2 separate regions of the Mus musculus genome follow, and region 1 is linked to region 2. The links are chromatin contacts, found by Hi-C or POLR2A ChIA-PET in ENCODE. All regions are on one chromosome and are shown on one strand. Each heading gives the region's core, a stretch centred on a gene start or an enhancer-like site at or near the end of the contact. The rest is flanking DNA. Distances are from core to core; before and after follow the strand shown. Region 1 holds the start of Pld1 (phospholipase D1). Region 2 holds the start of Fndc3b (fibronectin type III domain containing 3B).

Region 1 (5,291 bases), core at 2,163-4,662, 230 kb before region 2:
AAGGAGGTTTTTCACATCTGTAGAATGCTCTGAATGGTATCCAAAGCCAAGTGGACACCAAGTAAGTGCTGATTAAATAAACAGTTTATCATCTTATTTTGTCATTATAATGCTTATTCAATAAATCTAAAACCTGATAAAATTTCGCAATAGAAAAGAAGATTGTGGTTCTATGGAACAGTTACATAACATATGCTGCTGTTAAATAACCCGCCGCTAGAACATCTGGGATCCAGATTTGATACTGCACTGTGAGTTCAGGGAAAACACAGCATCAGAACACATTCCCACTGAACCATATGATGCAATCTGTACAGTTGCCTTTCTAATCAGAAAAGTCCCAGGCTTACAGGAAGCTGAGGCTATGCTTCTCATCTGAACCCTGAAACATCTTTTAACCACACCCTAGCAAATACATTCTATTTGTGCTTTTGGGACTTAAAGGATTGTAAGCATAAAACCCAGCCTCCCATATGCCAGCCTTTCTCCTGTATACAATGACTCAATCTAACTACAGGTTTAAAGACCCATATCTCATGTGTTCGGTCCATTGATCTTTAGCATATGGCTGGGGAGGAGAAGAAATTGCTAAACCCAGAAACTTGTTTGATCAGAAAGGTCATTGGGTACTGGAAACATGTCTTTAGCTGGGCTCACTCATGGTGTTGCCTGGTACTATTGTACGGCTAAAGGGGACAACATTGAGATTGTTTGTGTTTGTTTGTTTGTTTGTTTGTTACATATCCAGAGGGGGGAACACTAAGAATAAACCCCTTCTCTGTTTGTACCTCTAGACAGCTAAACTCGCAAAGTGTTTCCACTACAACTCCCAATCAGCTTACCAACTGACCCTCACATAAGCTTCCTCAACCCATGGAGGTAAAACTTACCAGGCGCCCCCTATCTGGCTATGCCTTCTATGTGTGCTCTTTAAAAGTGCATTTCTTGCTGACAATGTAGCTCAGTTAGTCACGTGCACCCCTAACATGTACAACACAACACCAGGTATGCTGGTGTGTGCATGGGGTCCCAACACTTAGGTCAGGGTGGGGGCAGGATGTTCAAAAGCATAAGTCACCTTCTGCAACCCAGCGAGTTAAAGAGAGGCTCGCCTGAGCTATATAGAAAAAAAAGTGTCTTTCTTGAGCTGGGGATGATAATGCAGCCCTACACTTCCAGCATTTGGGAGGTAGAAGCAAAGGCAGAAAGATGGATAATTCATAGGAATCGCCACCAGCAGAGTGAGTTCCATCCAGGGTCATACAAGAGACTATATAAAATTTCTTTAAAGCTCTGTGAAAAGAATCCAACCTTACTCAGTGAGAAAACTGAAGCTTGCAATGCAGTCTTTATTAATAAGTGTTACTAAACCTTGTAAGGAAGTCGAGAAGTCCTTTGGGAATGGACTGGGGGGAGATGGTAGCACACTGGCAGAGCTGTGCGATCAAACATCTATTTTTAAATTGTAAAGATGGCAAAGTTACGTGTCTATTTTGATAAAATAAAAATAAAACTTAAAATTAAAAAAAAATGAAAAAGGGTAGAAATGGGACTGAAGCGATGGCCCAGCCATTAGGAGCACATCCTGCCTTTCCTTAGCATCTGAGTCCTGTTCACAGCGCCCAGTTTGAGCAACAGCCTCTTCTGGCCTTCTTAGGCACCATATGCACATAACCCACACCCAGGCCAGCATATTCACATCATTAAAAATAAAATAAATCCTTAAAACATGTTGAAATTAGAGGTAGGTGAATTGTCAGTGTAATGCTTTTCTCATACAGAGTTGCATAAGAGCATTCATACTACATACTAAGACCATACACAAATGCATTCTCGGTAAAGGTCTGATGAGCAGGCTGTCCATTAACTAGGCAGTACTCATCTAGTTATCAGTAAATCAATCAACCTAAATGAGCCTGTAGAGAACTTAACACCAGTGTGTGTAAAACGCTGATGCCAGAAACAACACAGCAAGGACACCATCTCCTCAAAACCTTCTCCACTCGCACTATTTATTTGAAAAGCTAATTGTACTGGCTCATAAAAATTCAGATACCCGCTTACATAACCATTTAAAAGGTCCCCACACACCATTTAAAGGCTGCTTACAAATTCAAGCTAAACAGTTGAGTACAAACTCACTCGTGGGCCACAAAGCACGTACTATGGAAAGAGATTCTTGCATAAGTAGGCATAACAGACTAGTTCAAACTAGGCTCTCTGCACCCGTCAGGCTTCCTTGACAGCACCTCTGACAGGTCAGGACTTCTGAATATCTCTCTGAATTTCCTGGGTAGCTAGTCTCCAGAGGCCCTGGGAAGGTCATAAGGAGTTGGCTAAGCTGAAATTGGTGGGCCTGGCTGTCTAAGAGCGCTCTTCGTCCTGTGGAAAGATCTAGAAATGGTCGAATGCAGAAGCTCCTGTGGTCCTTAAGATTATGTTTTGAGCTTCATGAAAGAAGGCCGCTGGCAGTGATCTGAGATTGGGAGGCGGGGGTGAGGAAGGCAAACGTAGGCGTGGCAGGTAGCCCTAGGGTATGGGGGAAAGGGCTGGCCAAATTCTAAGTCTTGACCTGTACTTAAGAGATGGAAGCAGGAGGGCCAGGAATGTCATCCTTGGCTACATAGCCTTTGAGTGCAGCCTGAGCTACAGAAGACTGTTTCAAACAAACCGTCCCATGGCTTAGAGACCTCCTAAGGTCCCTCCCTGACCCGGAACAGTCAGTCCCAAACATCTTGGGTCGGAGCTAAAATAGCAACTGCCTAACACAGGCCTTTCTTTTAATTGCTACCCCTGTCCCTCCTCCACTTCAGCACAGCACATCTTTGGCCCCGAGGCAGCAGCTGTGTGGCTCGGCGCCCGGCACTGTGCTTCAGCTGGACTCTAAGCCACTGGAATGCAGCACTTCCTGGTTGGTCCGGGATGTTGGTGCTGTCGCCATCCCGGTCAGCCCACAGTGCTAAGGAGCTCAGGGAGCGCGGGACGATCTAGCGGGAGCGAACAAATCTACTGAGCCCGGGACCCGAGGAGGTGGGGTGGGGTGCATCCTACAGAGGACGCCCCGGATCTGCAGGGACTTGAGAGTGGAGTGGGGCTAGGACATCAGCAGCTGACCCGGCTCTGCTCTCAGGGTAGCGGTCCTCGCCTGCGGTCAGTGTGCGCGCGGCTCTTGCCAGCGCAGACACTACAGGAATTAAGACTATGGGAGGGACTCCAGGGTTCCCAAGGGAACTTCAGGGACAGGGCTGGTGAGAGGGGCAAGAGAGGCGGGATGAAGCACGAGGACCGCGAACGTCCTGCGGGCTCAGAAGTCCCGCAAGCCTGGCCCCGGCAGCTCCTACCTGCGGGCCTGGGGCGCGGGCACACACTCTGCGGCGGCGGCGACTTCGGGGGTCCCCGCGCAGCTGGCGCAGCTGGGGCCGCGGAAGAAGGGCGGGCGCTGGGACTCGCCGCCCGGAACTCGGCCGGTCTGCAGGGTGGGGCGGGGCGGCGCCGGCCAGCCTCGGTGACAGCCTCTGCCGCCGGCCTTCCTCCATGCCTCGGTTCTAACACTTTCTTCTGTCCAAGTGTCCTAACTCAGCCACAGTTATCCGCGGGGCGCAGGGGCGCACGCAGGCGTTGTTCTTACCAAGTTCACTTCCCTGGTCTCTGAGCCCAATCCTTGTCCAAGACTGGCCCGCAAGTTACAAGCCAACAGCGAGCCAACTGGTGAAATATTCCTGCCCTGAAGTGACTTGCTTAATTAGGGGCTTTGTAGAGGTCAACTGTGGCCTTCCTGCAAATCCCACGGGTAGGTCTTGGTAGGTGTTATTGCCTGTTTATAAGGAAACTGAGGCTGGCAAGTAAAGAACCAGCCTGACCCTAAGCTTGCTGGAGCCAGCAATCTCTTCAGTCCCCAAAACTGCCCGTGCTTGTCCCCCCAGACCCCCCTTCTCTCTCTCTCTCTCTCTCTCTCTCTCTCTCTCTCTCTCTCTCTCTCTCTGTGTGTGTGTGTGTGTGTGTGTGTGTGTGTGTGTGTTGTGGCGAGTGTTCGGTTGGTTAGTTTGAAGTTAGGTCTCTGCTGTATACCTGGTTGGCCATGAAGAACAGGTAGAACTCAAACTACATGATCCTCCTGTCTCAGTCACACATCGCCCTCACACTTCTCACTCCCACTTGCCATCAGTACTGGGTCTAATTCAGAAATGTTAGAGAGAAAAGTAAAAATAAAATGGGAGGAGAACGAGAAAGTCCCATTACCCCGATGGAACTGTCCGCACAGTAACTTTGCCGTTTTAATACACTTAAGAGAGTCGTCATCAAGGGAAATCCAGTGGCTGGGTGGTGTGAATAGCAATCCTTTGGGAATATAATTTTGAACACAAGTCAGTTCCAAAACTGGTTGCACAACACTGCTTCCAGCCAAAACCCAAAGATGCAACAGTTAGTTTCCTGTACATCAAATTGCTGATGCTGTTGGTCTTTTGAAATTGTTTATTGAGTATTATACAGTGAGACAGACCCAGTTACATAATGTCTTACCATGCCCATGGCACTGCATGAAATGAAAAATATAATATTTCTGTCCAGACAGAGGAGGAGTGAAATTATAGCGCGGGGCTCAGTTTTCAAGTAACCTGGAGCTGCCCAGCCCTCCCTGACTGCATTCTTCTCTTTTGAGCACATCTTTCCTAATGATTGCAGAGTCGGGCAGCCGTCACTCTTTCCTTGTTGACAGAAATAATTGATGCCTTTTGAATCCTATGATTCTGACAGATTTTTGCAATTATATGCACAGCCTTCTGAGCAAACAGGGTCTTGCCTAAGAGGGGTTTGGCAAGACTATATAACAAGGAAGTAACTGAAAAGCTGCATATGTCTCCTTCCTCCCTTCCTCCAGTTTATTAATTTCAGATGATTTGATAAGTGTGTGCCTAGGAGTAACCGCACTCTTACAAGCTTGTCTTTAGATGGTGTGAGACATTTGGTTGAGAAGCACCAGGCTGTACAAATTACATCCTGATTTCTTAAAAGTCGTCATTGAAACTTTTGGCATCAACACATAACAATAGGTCTTTCTGTTACTATTGTAATTATAAATAAGACAACTATCATACAATGACTGGAATTCTGCCCCAAAAGGTAGGAAAGTGAAAAGATTACCACAGGTCACCACCCCACAGGGAAGTGAAGCCCTAGCGAACACGCATCTTAGACATACTAGAATCCTGTAGATCATTGTTACACTCCTTGGAGAGTTTGTGATAGCTATTTCTTTTCAGGGGTGTCAAGAAAAACAAACGACCAAGAAG
Region 2 (4,790 bases), core at 2,149-4,648:
AGGGCAGGTGGCCCAGATTGCTGACAGCTCGGTAGTGGATCTGATCAATCTGGCTTGAGGCCCTTGTTCCCATTTCCAGAAACATGACTCTGGACCCAATCTTCATCATTTCCTAACTCAGTGCAGAATAGGCCCCTCTCACTCCAGCTTTGTTCTATATCCCACTGTGAAAACAATCATCCTGGAAACCCATTTCAATCAGTTCATGCCTCAATAATCCCAATGTTGCCCATTGTGTGAAAGCTAACTCCCTCAGTAGTCAGGAGCCTTGATCAAAAGTCCGTCCTTTTCTTTGAAGCTTCTAATTTTCTGTCTCGTTAATAGCTCTAGGAGAGAGCACTTTATTCACTCGGTCACTCATTCAAGGATGAATTAATATTTATTTACTGTCAGGTGCTGTGGATTGTGATTTTAGCAGGAAACAATGGCATAATTTTATAAGAAAATTCAGGCTCAGGGGCCATTGGTAACTTGTGTGTGGTTAGGATGTCTCTGCTTTTCCTGATGCACTGTGTATATGTATTGGCTACGTGTTCCAAGCATTTACGATGTTTCTTTGCTAGTACTAAACTGGTCTCAGAGGCTGGGCTAAGAGGATGGCTAAACCACGGAGAGGATATATACTGACAGGCATTTTGAAGTTAGTGCACCCTGTATGCATTGACTCTTTCTGAGAGCTGAGACTTGAGACTAGCCCCTATCTTCATCTGGCCTTGGTCTGACCTCTCTTAGCTTCCAGATGGGTTACTAGGAAGGTGTCACCACACCTGTCCACAGTGACTCTTTCGAAGAAAGAAATCCAGTAGATCTGTTGGGAGAAATAGGCAGAGATGTCTGTCCTCCTGTCTATCTTGTCTCCTCTGATCATTGCTTTGCTTGTCAGTCCCTAGATTTAACCTTTCTCCCACTGAAGTTTGCACATTTATCTAGTCCTTCCAGCTTCCCCAGTGCTTTACAATCAATATAGTCATGGCGGGGGGAGGCTCTGTAATCAAAGGACAGTTCTAGGTTGATATAGAGAAAAAGAAGTGAACACCATTCGGCCAAGTGGAAGAGACAAAGGACAGCTTCCAAGCAACATGAGAACGGAAAATAATTAAGGAGAAAACAGCTACGGGCTGGAGGCTGGGAGGGGCCGAGTTGGGATGAGTAAGATGACATTGGACAGAGAGGAGGAAGAAGGCATGCACAAGGGTCAGGAGTGCCTCTGAGAGCTCCGGGAGCTAAACTAGGCTGAAGGGCTTGGCTAGGGGAAGATGGAGAGGCATTGGTCCAAACTCAGACTGCATGGCTAGATCTTGAAGCAAGGGAGCTGAGCTCTGTGGGCATTGGGGAACCCACTGCTTTGAAAGCATGTTTCCTTCCCAGATAGGGCTAAGATCTAAGATTAGAGTTGTATTTTAGAACGATGGGTACAAGAGCCCTTTGGGGACATTGACATGAAAAGTGTCACTGAGGAGAGAGGGTTCAGCTTGGCTGCACTCACTATCTTAAAAATAAAAGAGAATTGTAAATCCCATGAGGAAAAGAACTGTTTGTTAGGGTTCATATGTTTGCTTGGGTTTTAATAAAGTAGTATTTCCTGTTTTTATGTACAACAAGAGTGACAGAACCCTTTTGGTCTTTGTGGAACACTATAATAGTAGATGCTGGTGGAATTATTCAGAATAACTAAGTAACAGAGGAGGGTAAATTATTTGATCTAATATCCCTGCTTCTAGAAATTTTTTTTTTTTAATTTGCGGGCAGTATGGCACAACCCCTTAATCTTTGACAGAGCCTATGCAGCAGGAATATAGTATATATTTAATTCATACACAATCGATAGCTAGTAGATCCTTTTGCATTTGACACATACAATCCAGATAAATGACAAGAAACAGTCTTTAGGGGCAACAAGATAGCTCAGTGTGTAAAGACACTTGCCCACCGTGTCTGACAACCAGAGTTGGAGTCCCAGAACCCGTGTAAGGTAGACAGGACTTTTAAGTTTCTAAAACTCACACAAAAACCATGGCATGTGTATACCTGAGGTCACACACACATTCATTTTTACAATAGAAATAAAGTATGCCCAAACTAAATATTAATAAAAACTAGAAGGAACTGTCTTTAGTCTTTCGAGTAAAGATGTCTAGCCGGAACTGAAAGGGACAATAGACATTTAAATTTTGGTATCATAAAATTTGCTTATGCAAAATGCTGTGGGAAGTTAAAAGAATAAAAAAAAAATCACTGAAAGATTCTTCTGGGAATTACAATTGGAAAAGGAAATATGTGTTATAAGTGAAAAATAACAAGTCAGCTTTAGTAATTACTGAGCAAATACTGCATTTGCAGTGATGATTCCAGAATCTCATTCAGAGTCTCCCAGTTCTCTTCAGCTCAGACAAGAGAAGCCCCGCTGTGTGTAGCCTGGCTTGGCTTATGGTAAAGGGAGGCCTCGCCGAGCTACCGCGAGCTTGCTCTTGTAGTTGCGCGTGTACTGGGAGGCTTACGGCAGTGGGCGGGGCCCGAATCCCCATGTGGTCCCGACATCATTGACATGGCGGAATCCCCCATCAAACCCTCCTGGTAGTTATTTGAGCAGCGGCGGCGGCCGGAGGAGGCGGCGGAGAGCAGCGGCGGGAGCGGCGCAGGGGACGGCGGGGATCCCGCGGGCGGCTGGCTGGGACGGCGTGGGCGACCCGGATTGCGGGCACCCGGAGCCCCGTTTCAGCCTGAGGGGAGGTAAGGCGTGCGGGAGCGGCGGCGGGCTGCCGGGGGACGTGCCACCCACAGTCGCTCTCGGGTCCCTGCGCTTCGGAGCCCGGCCGGACTCCGAGTCTGCACGAGTGCGCTCCCGGCCCCGGAGCACTCGGGGATGCCCGAGGAAAACTTGGCTGCCGAGTCCCGGTCGCGCCCCGACCGCTCGGCTGCCCGAAGCTCCCGGCCGGGTAGGGGGCGACCCCTCCAGCCCCCGCTCGCTCGGGAAGAAAGCGGAGGATGCGGGGCTCGCAGTTCCCCTCCTCCCCGGGCCGTCGCTCCGAGGAATCCGCTCCCCCGCCCAGATCCCCGCGGCAGGACCGCTGCCTGGGAGGGGGAGGGCGCGCGGCCAGGCCGAGGAATCTTCGACGTGTCACTTTGGGAGGCTGTAGATTTCCATATGGTGGAGGGAGGAGGGCGTGCGTGCGCGCAGAGCTGGGATTCGGGGCTGCCTTGGCCCCCTTGGGGGTGCCGGGCTGTGACCCGGGACCCGGGATGCTCGCGGGGAGGGTCCCTGGGCGACCGGTCGCCCCCGCCCCCGCCGGGGCCTCTTGGGGACACTCCCCGCCCGCCTCTGGCCACCTCTGCGCGCCACGTCCTCCCTCCCCGTCCTGCCCCCTGGGCTCCCCCCGGGCTGGGGGCGGGAACCGGCGGCCGCGGCTGGACTCGGCGAGCCAGGCGGCTGCAGGCTCGGGCGGGGGAGCGGGGCGCGGCGGGAAGCAGAGGACGACCCGGTGCGTGTGGGCCAGCGGAGCGCGGGTCAGTCGGTCAGGCTCGAGGGGCGCCCCTGCCGGGGGTGGGGCGGCCGGGAGACCCAGCGGGTGGAATCCGCGCCCCGAGGCGGCGGGCGGGCTGGGCGGGCCGCGGGGACCGTCTGGTTCGGATGGCAGGCAGGAACGAGCTGCCGTGGGAAGGGCCTGTCAGTCCTCGCGGAAAGCGGGGCCCGGGGCCCGGGGCCGTGACCGCCTAGCGTCCCCAGCGCCCGGCCTGGGGAGCCTGGGGGACTCTGCGAGCGTCCCGGGAGACCTGGCTGGGCCGCCGGGCGGCGCCGCTGGCCGGGCGCCTTCCCGGAGAGAACGGCTGGGGTTGGAGATTTTTCGAATCTCGGCTCCCACCCGGCGATCCCAGACGAAGGAAGCACTGGCATTTTATCCAGACAGTGCGGATTGCAGACTTCCTTAAAAGTTACAACTTTTTATTTTCTTTTCTCTCAGGCCCAGCGTTTTCTTTAAACAAAATGTAGAATTTGGCCGCGATGAGGCTGACGCTGGGGCCAAAAATGCACACGTTTATCTCCATCCCGGCTAGTCCCCCTCCCCCTCTTCCCTCCCAGGCTTAATCATATTTTGGAACTGGCGAGGGCTTTTGTTGGGTGGGCACCCTTGATTGCTTGTCTGTTTATTTTTTAATGTGCAACTAATTTGATTTGAATTTCCTCCAGTTTCCAGGCCTTACTAGGAGAAGCTAGGGGAGAGGGAATGTGCCATTTTTTTTTCTTTTTTTTATAAATGTGGCAAGAGGTGGGGCATTGGGAAAGGGGAGGCACCCTGGTTGTGGCAGAGAGTTAGTAGGAGCAGACAGACCCGGAAGAAAAGGAATCCATTCTGGAATAACATTCTTTTTTAAAACAACAACAAAACAGTACAAAAGAAAGTCAGGTTTTGAGCAAAATTTCACTGCTCTGTTCAGATTTGAGTGCGTGGCGCTCCCGCATCTCCAAGTATCGGCTGGGACCCTGGGAACTTGAGTTATGCCACACAGCGCATGCATGCATAGCAACTCTGACCTGGTTTTGTGACTGGTGTGGGGGCTGTTGGTTCGCTCCTCGTTGGAGGCTGACTGTGGATGCAGTAAAGACTGGGTTCAGTAAATTTCCTGGCTCCCTGGGAGCAGCTGTTGAAGAGGGTAAAGTCCCTGGACATGCTTCTGGCCAGGAGGGCCAACCGGAGTTCATGCTTACCGAGACGCGAGATACGCGGCAGCCTGGCTAAAAGTGAGGCCTCGTTGATTATTGTTTTAAAAAGTTGCTCTCTTAGTATTGTCCT

The links. Hi-C counts contacts between places; a loop is a spot of excess contacts on that map. ChIA-PET counts read pairs that join two places held with the same protein, here RNA polymerase II (POLR2A).
Region 1: a loop to region 2 is called in a map of heart, with 8 times the contacts of the local background. The contact joins the promoter of Pld1 here to the promoter of Fndc3b in region 2. A Hi-C loop is called at or near these places in 5 of 37 maps with a recorded cell type or tissue (all heart). POLR2A ChIA-PET finds 5 or more read pairs at or near these places in 1 of 5 experiments (Patski).

The regions. Positions count from the first base shown.
Region 1 is chr3:27,936,801-27,942,091 of GRCm38, reverse strand. Pld1 (phospholipase D1) reads right to left here and starts at 3,412. Exons shown (of 27, transcript NM_001164056.1): 1 at 3,342-3,412.
Region 2 is chr3:27,709,060-27,713,849 of GRCm38, reverse strand. Fndc3b (fibronectin type III domain containing 3B) reads left to right here and starts at 3,398. Exons shown (of 26, transcript NM_173182.3): 1 at 3,398-3,504.